Regions from separate parts of the Homo sapiens genome. Here region 2 is linked to region 1. The links are chromatin contacts, found by Hi-C in ENCODE. All regions are on one chromosome and are shown on one strand. Each heading gives the region's core, a stretch centred on a gene start or an enhancer-like site at or near the end of the contact. The rest is flanking DNA. Distances are from core to core; before and after follow the strand shown.

Region 1 (7,095 bases), core at 1,816-4,315:
AATAAGCATTTCCTTTCAGCATCATGTCATTGCTCCAAAAATTTCAAATTTTGGAGCTTTTCAGATTTGGAATGCTCGACCTGTTTTAATTTTGGGATCCTGAAAAAGAGGGATATGACTAACAATAACTAGAATAATTCCAAAGCAATCATACCATTAATTTCATTAACTTATTACTTCAATATACTTTAACAAATAAAAATATCTATTATCTGATTCTCAGGTACAGGTGAAAGTGCTGGTAAATCTGAGACCAAAAATACATACATCATTTACTATTATTTTTTTCTTTTTTTTTTTGAGACAGAGTCTTGCTCTGTCACCAGGCTGGAGATGTGGTGGTGCAATGCAATCTCGGCTCACTGCTACCTTCGCCTCCCAGGTTCAAGCGATTCTCCTGCCTCAGCCTCCCTGGTAGCTGGGACTACAGGTGCACACCACCACGCCCAGCTAATTTTTGTATTTTTAGTAAAGACAGGGTTTCACCATAATGGCCAGGATGGTCTCGAACTCCTGACCTTGTGATCTGCCCACCTCAGCCTCCCAAAGTGTTGGGATTACAAGCGTGAGCCACCATGCCTGGCCTCACCATTATTTATCGGCTTTCACCTAAACGTAGCTGATCATCAGAACCACTTTAGCTTTAAAAATTCTGGGCTAAGCATGGTAGCTTATGCCTGTAATCTCAGCACTTTGGGAGGCCAAGGTGGGTGGACTGCTTGAGCCCAGGAGCTCAAATCTAGCCTAGGCAACATAGTGAGACCCCTGTCTCTACAAAAAATAGAAAAAATTAGCAGGCATGATGGCATAGCACCTGTAGTCCCAGCTACTCAAAAGGCTAAGATGGGGGGATCGCTTAAGCCTGGGAAGTCAAGGCTGCAGTGTGCCATGATCTTTCCACTACACTCCAGCCCAGGCAAGAGACCAAAACCCTGTCTCAAAAAAATAAATAAATAAAAATTCTGAGTTCCACCCCAAGAGATTCTGACTCATTAAGTCTGAAGGAAAACCCAGAATCTGAATGATGGTTTGGCACGTTATATTATCATCAGTTTATTATTCTTTGTTTCATTTGTGTACATTTCATTGCCATTAGGATATAAAAAAATCACCTACTTTTCTATTTCCCACAATACTTATTAGACATAAAGCAGACATTACTAATTGCAGAGCACTTAAAAGCCCACGATAATGTCTATGTTTGTGTGTAACAAAACTAGTTAACGTAAAATCCACATACTTTGGAAAACATTTTTTGGTTACATCTCTGCTTCCTTACACATTCAGAAATCCAGAAATGCAAAGGCCTTTTATTTTCACATTGCCTTATGGGTTTTTACCTGATAATAACATGTTCTCAATGAAGGGCTACTAGAGTCCAGTTCACAGCTCCAGAACTCTACTAACACGTACTAATCTCTTTCCCTCTCGAATTCAGACAAAAGAAAAAAGAAAGCCCAGGTGTATTAAATCCCGGCCCACTACCAAGGTTCTTAGGGAGAGCCAAGTTTTCTTTAAACTCTCCTGGTATCACGTCTTATATCTCCTCCTGTGCTACTGGGAAAGTAACATCTTCAATTTGTCACCACAGGCAGGTCTAATAAACCAAAAGAGAACAAGCTCCATACCTTTGTGTCTCTTGCTTTTCTTTTTTCTGGAGACAGTTCTCTCATGGATGCTTTCCTCCTGGGCATCCATCTCATCACTGCTGTCGATGATGTCACAGGGCTCACCAGCCCCAGAAAGAGCTTCCTCTGCAGGAACCTGAGAGGCTTCCAAGCCACAAAGAGATTTTACTAGAAGAAAATAAAAGGAGAATGAGATGGCACACAGCTCCACCCAGAAATACAAACAACTTAGCCAAGGTATCAGCATCCATTCAGGAAAGGGGGGAAAAAAAACATCGTTGAGAGAGAAAGGTGAGAATCTGTCACCAAAAAAAATAAAGATTTTAGTATTTTAAATACAAAAAAAAAAAAAAAAAAGGAAAGCAATGGGCAAACTGACTCCAAAGTTGCAGAAACTCCTTTTTTCAGCCCTGAAGAAAAAAGGTGTGTACAATTTTTCCACTATAAACCCTGCAGGATAAAAGCTGATTTGTATTCTCATAAGGTCTACAGAGAAATGTTTGAGACAAATTGAATCCAATTTAATCCTGGTCCTGAGCTGGAGGCAGTAGGTGTCATAAAACACAAGTCTCAGACCCATGAGTAAACAGACTGAAAGCAAGAGAAACACCAGAAAAGGAAAAGAACACTCCAAGGTTATTAAACAAGGAAGCAAACTGCAGAGTAAAACATGTGAACTACAGCAAAGAGATTAATAACCAAGAAGAATGCAGTGGAAACTAAAAAGTATGCAAACATGTTTTTAAATGCAAAGAAAGAAAGAAAATATTTCTGCTACAGAAACTGCTACTCTTGACTAATCCTCCTCCACCCCAATATGTAAGTTAACACTAACGAAAGCAAACACGGTTACAGGAAGACGACTAAAGGACTGCAAGAAAAACAGAAATAAAATACCTAGTTCTGTCTTCGCGGCATGAGTCTTTAAAGGCTCGCGCAAAGCTTACCTTCCTGCTGAACAGCGTTGGCTACGGCTTTCTTGACTCGTCCAGACCTCACGACCGCCGGATCCGAGTTGGCGTAATCCGCCACGGTCACTGCAACACAGCACCAACCCTCAAGGAAGAGGCCTTCTCTCGTCAGCGTCTTCCCCGCCAACACCTCCTCCTCGCTGCAGGCCCCCGGACCGAGCCGCCCTCCAGCCGCGGGCACGCGAGCGCTCACCTCGGCACGGTCCAGCCCCCTCCCAGCCGCCAGCCCCCAAAATGTTTCAGCGCCCCTGCCCCCCTCGCCCACCTCGGCCGGAGCAGGCGTCGTGGGCCCGGAACTTGAGTCGCTTTCCTCTCTTGGGCATGGCGACCGTATCGGGGCGAGGCCTGCCTAGCGGGCCGGGCCCCCGGGCCATGTCTCCGGCCGGAGAGCCGGCCCCGGGAGCCGCAAGCCAGCTCCGCCCGGCTCCGCGGCCATCCCACACCGGAGGCCGCTAACTCTCGCGAGAACATAGGTCCGGGTTCCGAGTCGCGTTGTCGGACGACGCCTCTCCACGCGAACCAATCATCGCCAGGTGCAAGGATACGTCATCATCCGGCACCCGCGAATCAAGCTGGGTCCGGGTTCCAGGTGGAGAGAGAGCTGTTGTACTGGGTGGTGTCGCGTATCGCCGTACCTCGTGTGAGATGAATGGTGTCTCAGAACCATAGCCCACACCTGTGTTGATTAGAATTGAGAGTTTACATCCTGGTCTCCGGGATTCTTCTTAGTAACTCCTCTGTCCACACTCCAGGTCCACTTCAGCACCAAAATGCATATACACTGTCATCTTCGTGCTCTATCTCGGACCACAGAGACTGAGCGCCTGCTAGTCTAACATAGGTCTGTAAGAGTCTTCACTCTATTTTACGAAAGCTATAAATAAATTTCTGAATTCTCAAAATAGGAGAAGGAGTTCTTAAAAGCTTCCAATCGGCCGGGCGCGGTGGCTCACGCCCCTAATCCCAGTACTTTGGAAGGCCGAGGCGGGCGGATCACGAGGTCAGGAGATCGAGACCATCCTGGCTAACACGGTGAAACCCCGTCTCTACTAAAAATACAAAATATTAGCCGGGCGTGGTGGCGGGCGCCTGTAGTCCCAGCTACTCGGGAGGCTGAGGCGGAAGAATGGCATGAACCCGGGAGGCGGAGCTTGCAGTGAGCTGAGATCGGGTCACTGCACTCCAGCCTGGGCGACAGAGCAAGACTCCGTCTCAAAAAAAAAAAAGTTTCCAATCTATCACCATATAAGGTTAGCCGAGAGAAAGGACGAAAGAGAGACCCAAGGTCAGCCGAGGAAGTTTATTAACCTGACGGCTGCTCCACCACAGACAGAGGAGGCACCCCTGAGCTTACAAAATGAGGGGTTTATATGGGGGAGAGAGACCCTGGGGTTGTTTGCTGGTTAATTTTGCCACATATTAGCTTGTGACGTTTATTACAGGAGGGTGTAGGTAAAGTTTGTTTATGCTTCCCATCACCTTCCCCTGTGCGGTCCGGATGATTTGTAATTGGGGTTTGTTTATTGCAGCAAGGTCTGATAAGTGAAGTCTGCTGGCTTCATAAGGACTTAGAAGTGTAAAGAGGCTTGGGGGAAGGAGAAGAGTTGCAGAGCATTAGGGGGAGGAGTGAGCAGCACGGAGAGGTTTGGGGGAAGTGTCGGCAGTACCAAGAAGCTTTTTGGGGCAGTTTGTTCCTAACACACCATACCTCCAAAAAACTACTAGAAGCATCCATGAAAAACTATCGCAGAGGCAGGAAGGTCACTTGAGTCCAGGAGGTCAAGGCTGCAGTGGGCCATGATTGCGCCACTGCACTCCAGCCTGGGCTACAGAGCGATACCCTGCCTCAAAAAAAAAAAAAGGAGAAAAAGAAAAAATAACGTCTTTCCTTTGTATTGAGACAGAAGCGAGTCACTGAGTGAAGATTACAGAACTGTAAGGGAGCAGGACCCTGGGCTAGTATTATCAGGCCTCTGAGCCCAAGCCACGCCACCGCATCCCTGGTGACTTGCACGTGTACGCCCAGATGGCCTGAAGTAACTGAAGAATCACAAAAGTGAAAATGCCCTGCCCCGCCTTAACTGATGACATTCCACCACAAAAGAAGTGAAAATGGCCAGTCCTTCCTTAAGTGATGACATTACCTTGTGAAAGTCCTTTTCCTGGCTCAAAAAGCTCCCCCACTGAGCACCTTGCGACCCCCACTCCTGCCCACCAGAGAACAAATCCCCTTTGACTGCAATTTTCCTTTATCTACCCAAATCCTATAAAACGGCCCCACCCTTATCTCCCTTCACTGACTCTCTTTTCCGACTCAGCCCGCCTGCACCCAGGTGATTAAGAGCTTTATTGCTCACACAAAGCCTGTTTGGTGGTCTCTTCACACAGACGCGCATGAAAAGTAAATAAATAAATAAATTAAAAAAAAAAGAAAAGTATCACCGCGACACATAAGAAGTTATTTGGTTTCCTAAGTTATTCTCCTTTATCCTTCTAACTTCCTTGCAGCTCCTAAAAGGTGATAATCCCTGGCTTGGGAAACTTAGGACCCAGGCATCCAATCCGCTGGATCTACCAGAGAGTATCTTATTTTCAGTCTAACGAGCTGGCACCAAGTTTGTTAGGAGAAAAACCTCAGGCCTTTTACTAACATTATGTAACAGACTACCACCAGGGATCTTGCTAATAGGCTTGAATCAATTAGGAATTAAAATTGAAGCTGAAGAGAATTGATTACAATTATGAAATATTCAAATTTAATTTATCTAAAGTTACAACATGAAACAAATGTCTAATAAGCTGTTAACAAAAGAAAATTCTTTCAAATAAGGTTTCTATTTATATGTAATTCATGTTTGTAGTCCAGTTCAAAATGCAGATGGTAAGTGCTGAGGCTTCTCATTTCACAACGTTATCAATAAAAAATTCATGGCCGGGTATGGTGGCTCACGCTTGTAATCCCAGCACCTAGGGAGGTGGAGGCGGGAGAATACTTGAGCTCAGGAGTTTGAGACCTGCCTGGGCAACAAGACCCCATTCTCCACAAAAAGGTAAAAAAAAAAAAAGACCAAAAAAAGTGTAATAAAAATTTCACAAGGTTCACATAGATGTAGATTTCTACTCATGTGGCACCCTGTTGAAAACACTCAGGCATTCAGATTCTGGAGGAAATCAAAGTTACAAGAAACATAAACCCTATTACAATGTCACTATAAAAAACTTGGGTTTTAACAAGAATGTTGTCTCATTTTTCAGCAGTATAATTACTATTTTAATGCATTGGATGAAAGAAATGCTAGTTCCCAAAACTGTTTATTTCTTTTTTTTTTTTTTTGAGACGGAGTCTCACTCTGTCACCCAGGCTGGAGTGCAGTGGCACGATCTCAGCTCACTGCAACCTCCGCCTCCCGGATTCAAGCAATTCTCCTGCCTCAGCCTCCCGAGTAGCTGGGATTACAGGCATGTGCCACCACACCTGGCTAATTTTTTTGTATTTTTAGTACAGACGGGGTTTCACCAAATTGGCCAGGCTGGTCTTGAACTCCTAACCTTGTGATCCACCCACCTCGACCTCCCAAAGTGCTGGGATTACAGGCGTGAGCCACCGCGCCCGGCCTCAAAACTGTTTATTTCATCTTTCAAAATTTCTAGACTGAGAAGATTTTAAGCAAATCCTCTGAGACTCTTAAGTCCTTGGGCCAATATAGTGGAACAAATGATCCTACTCTTTCATTCCACCTTTTATTAAAAAGCAACAATTTTTAATTAATAGCACTGTTAATCTCCAGACCAGAAGATACAAGTTCTTGCTAGGAAGACAAGTAAAAGTTACTAAAATTGTTATTATGTTTAAATGCAAGTGGCTTAACCTAGCTATTAGGAAGAAAGTGAAAGGAAAATGTTGTTTTCAAATATTTTCCTCAGAAAAGTGGGAAATTCAAGGACAGCAGATAAATATATACAGCATTCGAATGCTATATTTCTAGATTATGTCCACCCTACTTTTTTGGTATTAAACTGTCCTTTAGACCCGGCACGGTGGCACACACCTGTACTCCCAGCACTTTGGGAGGCCGAGGAGGGTGCATTACAAGGCCAGGAGTTCAAGATCAGCCTGGCCAACATGGTAAAACCCTGTTTCTACTAAAAAACAAACAAACAAAAACAAAAATTAGCCGGGCATGGTGGCGGGTGACTGTAGTCCCAACTACTTGGGAGGATAGCTTGAACCCAGGAGGCGAAGGTTGCAGTGAGCCGAGATCGCACCACTGCACTCCAGCCTGGGCGACAGAGCGAGACTCCATCTCAAAAAAAAAAAAAAGGTTGTTATTTATTTTGCACTAATAGTAAATGCTCACAGGAGGTGTTTGCTTTTTAAGGTTCCTTTATCTTGAAAACTTAAAGATGGCAAATCTATGTTGGTTGTCATAATTTTCTTTCAAATTTTAATAGCCTGTGAAACCCTAAAGCCTGGGAATCATTGCTTTGGAGGTATT
Region 2 (6,875 bases), core at 3,024-5,523, 390 kb after region 1:
CTCCTGAGCAGGAGACCTGGCCTCAGTCAAATTTAGACCCGGATCTTTACTCTGATCAACTGTGTGACCTTGGGCAGGTCACTTACTACCTGTCTGAGCAGAATTTGCCTTGCCTTTGAAATGATGCTGGTAATTGTGCCCTCTTCCCAGGTGGGTTAGATGAGAACATCTGTGCGCTCATCAAACAGAGCTATGGTGATTGAACCTGTTGTTGCCACCAATGTCCTCCTGCCTGCCCTGCTCTGATGCCCTCCAGGTCTGCAGTGCCTTTGAGGCTTATTTTACTTCCAGCAACCGGGCTTGGACTTTGACCTCTCTGGCAAGTCTTTCTGAATTACTTAGAACCTCATTTTTTCAAAGTGTGGTGCCCAGATCACCTGCATCAGAGGAAATGGGGATGTTGTTACAATGCAGATCCCTGGGCACATTCCAGTCCACTGAGTTTTCTGAGTTAGGCTCTGGGAGACAGGGTGCAATGGCAGAGGGTCTGCATTTTAACAAATTCCCCAGGGGGTCTTGATGCAGGCCAAGCCTGAGAGACCCTTCCTCAGTCCCTTCCCTTGTGTGTCTTCTCCCTTGTTGGGGCCTCCCAGACCCCTACCTCTTCAGACCTTGACCTGTGGCCCAGCAGGCTGGGAGCAGGCATCTCTCCCCACCCCCAGCCTCCCTCTCCGGGCAGCTGCAGCCTTCACCTAATGGCGCCATTTCATGCTTTCCTGCTCGGGTGATTCTGACCAGACAGAGGAGTTCACTCTGTCCTGGGAGCCCTGGCACCCTGATCCATTTATCATCCTCAAGTCTTCCAGCTGGCTGCTCTCCCCGGGACTGCAGCTCCCAGCCATGCGGGAGGCGAGGCAGCTGTGAGTTCCCGATAATTTGGCTCTCCCTCACACCGTTCTCGCCGCCATTCCTCCCCAGCCATAGGAGCCCTGCCTCCTAGAGTGGGGGAAATAGTCCTGGAGGCGGAGGAGGCTGCTGGGCTGTGGAAGGAAGCACTGGACTAGGGGTCCAGGGATTTAGATTCTTCCTCCACCAAATGCCTGTGCGACCTTGGACAACTGGCTTCACTTCTCCAGGCCTCCAGGAGTCTTGGGTGGCATGCAGGGTATGAAAGGGCTCCTGCTGTTTTCCTTCTTTTTACATTTTTTTTCTCTGACTCTAGAAGGGACAGCAGAGCCAGGTGACAGGGGGTCACATCAGAAGGAGAGTCAGCTGAGGGAATCTTGGTCTCTCAGCTACTGGCGTGTCTCCCAGGGAAAATGGAAATGCAACCGAAGGGCAGCCTTGGAAAAATAAGCAGTGGTTCTCTACATGCTGAGCAGATGTGGGCTGTGGGAAGGACATGCGGTCTCTACCCATGCAACATCTCATTTAATCCCAGCCTCAACTCGAGGGTTTAGGAATAAAAGCTGCATTCAAATAGTTAAGAAGTCTGACACTCAGAGAGGTGAAAGAAACCACCCGAGGTGAAATGACTCATAAGGGGGTGCGTCTGACTCTCTATGGTCCCAGGCCTGCTGCAAGAGGAGAGGAAGGGTGGGCAGTTCCCAAAGCTGTGTGCAATGCCCCCACTTCCCATGCCAGCTTTGGGGTCTCGCTGTACACACACACACACACACACACACACACACTCACACCAGACCTTGGTTCCTTCCCAATCTATGCTTGGGTGGGTGTCCCTGGATATAGCCTGATGACAACTGAGTCTTAACATGGTTTGTGGAAAGAGCCCTGGGCCCAGAGCCAGCCTGTACTGCACGGGGGGACCCTGGGAAGGCCACTTCCCCACAGAATTCAGTGTCTTCTGTGAAATGACATAATGTGACCCAATCTCAAAGTCTGTCCTGCTTGATCATTTACAGACCCACATATTTATTGAATGTGGGCAGATTACTTGAGGTCAGGAGTTCGAGACCAGCCTGGCCAACATGGTGAAACCCCGTCTCTACAAAACTACAACAAATTAGCCAGGCGTGTGGTGGGCACCTGTAATCCCAGCTACTTGGGAGACTGAGGCAGGAGAATTGCTTGAACCTGGGAGGCAGAGGTTGCAGTGAGCCAAGATCGTGCCACTGCACTCCAGCCTGGCAGACAGCGAGACTCCATCTCAACAACAACAACAACAAAAAATGCGTAAACAAGTGAGCGTCCCAACAAAATTTTATTTACAAAAATTAGGTGGGGGACTGGATTTAGCCCCTGGACTGCCGTTGGCCAATGCCTGCACTAGAGCAACAGCAGTGAGTAAGACCAATGAGGTGGCTGCTTATACAGTCACAAGCTGCATGAGTACCATGGGGATGAGAATGGAGAGCTGGGAAAGCAGGTGGTTGAGGCCTTGATGCGGGGGTAGGGGAGGAGGGAGCCATGGGTGTGGGGAGGAAGGCGTTCTTGGAAGTACTGTTTGAGCTGAGAAAGATGTGTAGACTGTATTAGTCTGATCTTGCACTGCTATAAAGAAAAACCTAAGACTGGGCAATTTATAAAGAAAAGAGGTTTAATTGGCTCGAAGTTCCACAGGCTGTACAGAAAGCATGATGCTGGCATCTGCTCGGCTTCTGGAGAGGCCTCAGGAAACTTACAATCATGGGGGGAGGTGAAGAGGGAGCCAGCACTTCACATGGCCAGAGCAGGAGGAAGAGGCGAGGGAGTGGGGGTTGGGGGGTGCTACACACTTTTAAATGACCAGTCTCATGAGAACTCACTATCACTAGATCTGACCCTGTGATCCAATCACCTCTCACCAGGCCCCACCTCCAACATCAGGGATTACAATTTGACATGAGATTTGGGCAGGGACACAGATCCAAACTGTATCATAGGCTTTGGCTCCTTGAAGGGGGCACAGCATATACAAAGGCCCCGAAGAGGGTAATACAGTGTATTAGGGGAAACAAAAGAAGGAGTGTAGGCTGGTGTTAGCAACCCAGGGAGGGAAAGCTGAGGTGCTGCTGGATGGAGAGCATGAGGGGCTGTAGGCCACGCTAGGGCTTTCGGCCTGTCTCCCTGGGATGGCTTTTCATTTTTGGCGACATGACTGGCTTTGCATTTTATGAAGATTGCCTTGGTGGCAAATACGGAACTGACTGGAGGCGAGCAAGAGGAGACCCAGAAGATCAGGCAGCTATGTCGGGGGCCAGTTGACCTGTGGGCCTGGAGCTCGGAAGTGGCTTGACTCTGACAGAAGAGGATGGCACTGATGCCTGGGTGCAGAAGGAACCACGCAGGGAGACACCATGGCTGAGAAGGGAAGGACCTCAAGTGCAAGCCTGAGGCAACCGAAGGAGGAGTAGTCACAGTTATGACAAAAGCAGGCAGCGGCCAGCTGACCACAGCTCAGGGGTCCAGCTCAAGGAAAATGAAAATGCGCCCTGGGTTTAGTGACCTTGTGTTCATCATCCATGACTTTACAAAGAGCTACTTCAGCAGAGGGATGGGGCAGAAGCCACAATGGAGGGGCTGACGAGTGAGGTGGACGTGACGAAATGGGGACCATGTGTGCGTGTGTGTGCACGTGTGTATATGTGTGTGCATATGTGTATGTGTGTGCAAGTGTGTGTGCGTGGTCACGAAGGGGAGAACAAGGCAGCAGGTGGGGCTCATTTTTGGTGGGTGATGTGATAAACTGGACTGGTCCAGCCTCAGCTGAGGGAAGGGGGAAATGTTAGGCACAAGAAAGGGCAGGGATGGCAAAGACTTCCTGAGAAGTCAGGAGGGATCCTGCGCAGGAACGGGAACTGGCTTAACCAGAGGAAAAGCCCTCAACTCACAAGGGGTCAGGAGGAAAGGTCTGTGGTTTGACCCAAGGTTGGGACATTTTGAGAGATTTCTCGCTTCTGCTTTTCTTTAAAATAACAGCAAAGAGAGAGGAGGGGTGTGAGGGAGCCACAGGCCTGCGGAAACTGGAGGAGGAGGCGAAGCTGGTGGGGAGGCGTTTCCTGCAGTTTCTGTGCAGTGCAGAGGGCCTGGGTGATCCTGGGGATTGATGGGATACAGGCTGCCCTTGTACTGTGGGGGGATTTTCACCAGGGGGCTCAGCAGTCGGGGGTAGCCATGGAGAAGGAGAAAGCTGTCAGTGGGATTTCTCCAGGGCTGGCGCTTTGCCAGGTGAATACCACAGAAATGCCAAGGGAGTGTGGGGAATTGCGAACAAGTTGTAGGCACCACGGACCATGGTGGGAAAAGAAGACTAGAGGGGCTGATGGTGGCCCAGGGAGGTCAGGGAGACTTCTCCAGGAAGAGCATTCTAGGCTGAGGGAGAGTAAGTGCCAAGACTGTGGGATGGGGGTCTGTTTGGTGGGTTTGTGGCTGGTGGCAAGAGGCCAGCATGGCAGGAACTGCGTGACTGAGAGCAAGGACAGGAAATGCCTGTGGGAGCCAGCCAGGGGCCAGGCCAGGCAGGGATCTTATTCTAAATGTGACAAGAAGCCACAGGAGGGTTTTAAATAGATCAGTCTGGCTGCAGTGTGGAGATCAGGCTGAGTGGAGGGGAGTGGAAGCTTCCAGATAGGAGGCTACTGTGGTACTCCAGCTGGAGGGTGGAAAGTGGCCAGATTTGGAAGGCATTGTGGGTGGTTGATGAGTTTGCAGACACCTGGGATGTGGGGGGGTGACCCCACATGGATGGGAAGGATGACCCCAAGGCTTCTGGTCTCAGCACCTGGTGCCATGTACTGGGTGCATAACTGAGAGACGGGCCCTGAATCCACCCCATCCACTCTCTGGGCCCACTGCCCATGCCTGCCTTTGACATGAGCCTCCTCAGGCATCTTCTATTCCCTTGCTGTCTGGGCAGCTATGGCCTCCTGGTTTTGTTGGAGTCTGGAAAAGCTTCCAATCTGCTGCTGCTGCTTCATGGACTCCCCACATTCCCTCTCTGCAGCTCTAAGTCATTTTCCTCTGGTGGATTCCCCGGGAATGCCGTCTGTCTTTCATAAGAGCTCGGGGATGACATTTGTTATTGGCTGTTTTCAACTCTTTCCCCGCTTTCCTCTGGAGTTATGCTCCACCCTAGTCTTTTTACTCACGACAGCCAAAGCGAAACTTTTAAAATATACATTTGTACATGTTACCCCTGCCCCCACCCTAAAAGGCCTCCCACAGCTTCTCATTCCTCTTTGGGAAAGACAAAACTCCTTGACGCGGCCTATGGTGCTCCTGATCCTGCCCTGCCCGGCCTGCCAGCCTCACCCTGAACCGTGATCCATCCACTCCAGCTGCCCTGGCCTTCTCTCAGGCTTTGGACTCACCACACTGCATCCCACCTCTGGGCCTTTGCATAGGCTGTGCTCTCTGCCTAGGCTGCCCTTTCATCTCCTCTTTACCTGGATAAATACTCACCCTTCAGGTCTCAGTTCAATCATCAATTTTTCAAGAAAGCACTTTTGCTTTCCCAGATTAATTCACGTATGCCCCATTATAAATGCTCACCACCACCAGATGGCTCTCCTTTCTTGCACTTCTCATAATTACAATTTTATATGCACTTATGTGAAGTGCATGGTAAATTCCATGAGGGAAGCATGATATGAGCTCAGTAAATACTTGAGTGAGTGAGTGAATGAATGAATGTGTCTCTCACATCTGTTCTCTCTACTCCATTCCTTACCTTCCCATCCTAGTGCAGGTCTTTACCATTTCTGGTCTGTGGAACCAACCTCCCTGCTCCACTCCCCATGGAGCTAACTTCACAAACCCCACTTATAACTGCTCAGCACCCTTCAGTGGTTCCTGCTGGGTATAGAGGGAAGTCTAATCTCCTTTTCTGGGACTCCAACACTCCTGAGATGCAGTTCTCCCCCTTCATTCCTGGCCTGCAGATTCCCTGAACCTCAGGAGCATTAAGCGTCTTCATTCCTGGCTGGTTTATTTGACACCAAGCAGCTTTACTTTGCTACAGGACCATTTCTGGACGGTCAGTCTGGAGAGAAGGCCTGCATCCACCATGAACCTTGGGTCCCTCTACGGTGCCAGGGCCACTTCCAGGTGCCTCAGATAAGGTTCAATGAACACTTCTCAGATTCACATCCAACCCACATTTATTGAATGCCCTCTATGTGCCAGACACAACCAAATTTATTTTTAAAATTTTCACGGCAGTTCTGAAAAGTAGGTATTATTTTCCACAATTTTATATTGAAGAAATCAAGTTTCACAAAGGGATTTTTGGAGTCAAATGACAAGTGGTTGGCATTCTTGGGACTACATTCAGCCTCTTCCCCCAGCCTGTGCTGCCTCCTGCCTGCCCTGCAGTGGAGAGTGAGAGGGTGGGGTGCTGCAGGGACCGTGGACCGGCTGTGGGGAGCTGTCTGCAGAAAGGGGAGGAGGACTGCCAATCCAGCGGCAAGGGTAGAATGGAGGAGCTAGGCTCAACTGATAAATGGCATCTACAAAAAGCCCACAGCTTACATTATATTAAATGAAGAAAGATTGAAAGATTTTCCCCCAAAGATCAGGAAAAAGACAAGAATTCCCACTGTCACCACTTCTGTTCAACAGTGGACTGGAAGTTCTAGCCACGGCAATTAGGGAAGAAAAAGAAAATGGAAAACTATCTTCATTTGCATGATTCTATATATAGAAAATCCTAAGGACTCCACCAGCACACACACACATGCACACACACACAAATTATTAGAACAAATGATTTCAGGCTGAACGCGGTGGCTGATGCCTGTAATCCCAGCACTTCGGGAGGTGGAGGCAGGCGGATCACCTGAGGTCAGGAGTTCAAGACCAGCCTGGCCAACATGGTGGAACCCCGTCTCTACTAAAAATACAAAAATTAGCCGGGCATGGTGGCACATGCCTATAATCCCAGCTACTAGAGAGGTTGAGGCATGAGAATTGCTTGAGCCCAGGAGGCGGAGGTTGCA

Evidence for each region. A loop is a pair of places that touch in the nucleus more often than their neighbours do. Pooled maps may share reads with other maps.
Region 2: a map of OCI-LY7 shows a loop between it and region 1 (2.8-fold over the local background). The contact joins the enhancer-like site here to the promoter of TMEM183A in region 1. A Hi-C loop is called at or near these places in 1 of 168 maps with a recorded cell type or tissue (OCI-LY7), 1 of 37 single-sample maps with no recorded cell type and 6 of 50 pooled maps.

The regions. Positions count from the first base shown.
Region 1 is chr1:203,003,344-203,010,438 of GRCh38, reverse strand. TMEM183A (transmembrane protein 183A) reads right to left here and starts at 3,065. Exons shown (of 8, transcript NM_138391.6): 1 at 2,865-3,065; 2 at 2,576-2,665; 3 at 1,629-1,796. The coding sequence starts at 2,973. It also overlaps the pseudogene MGAT4FP. RefSeq lists enhancers at 2,166-2,938, 2,939-3,713, 3,717-3,846, 4,488-5,262, a silencer at 2,757-3,006 and a cis regulatory region at 4,387-4,736.
Region 2 is chr1:202,613,157-202,620,031 of GRCh38, reverse strand. The region is part of intron 1 of SYT2 (synaptotagmin 2); the gene reads left to right. Among named protein-coding and RNA genes, the nearest start is that of SYT2, 94 kb to the left of the region's middle. Within about 2 kb of position 4,273, at least 13 of the 41 ENCODE cell types and tissues checked have a DNase peak (open chromatin) inside an H3K27ac peak, as active enhancers do.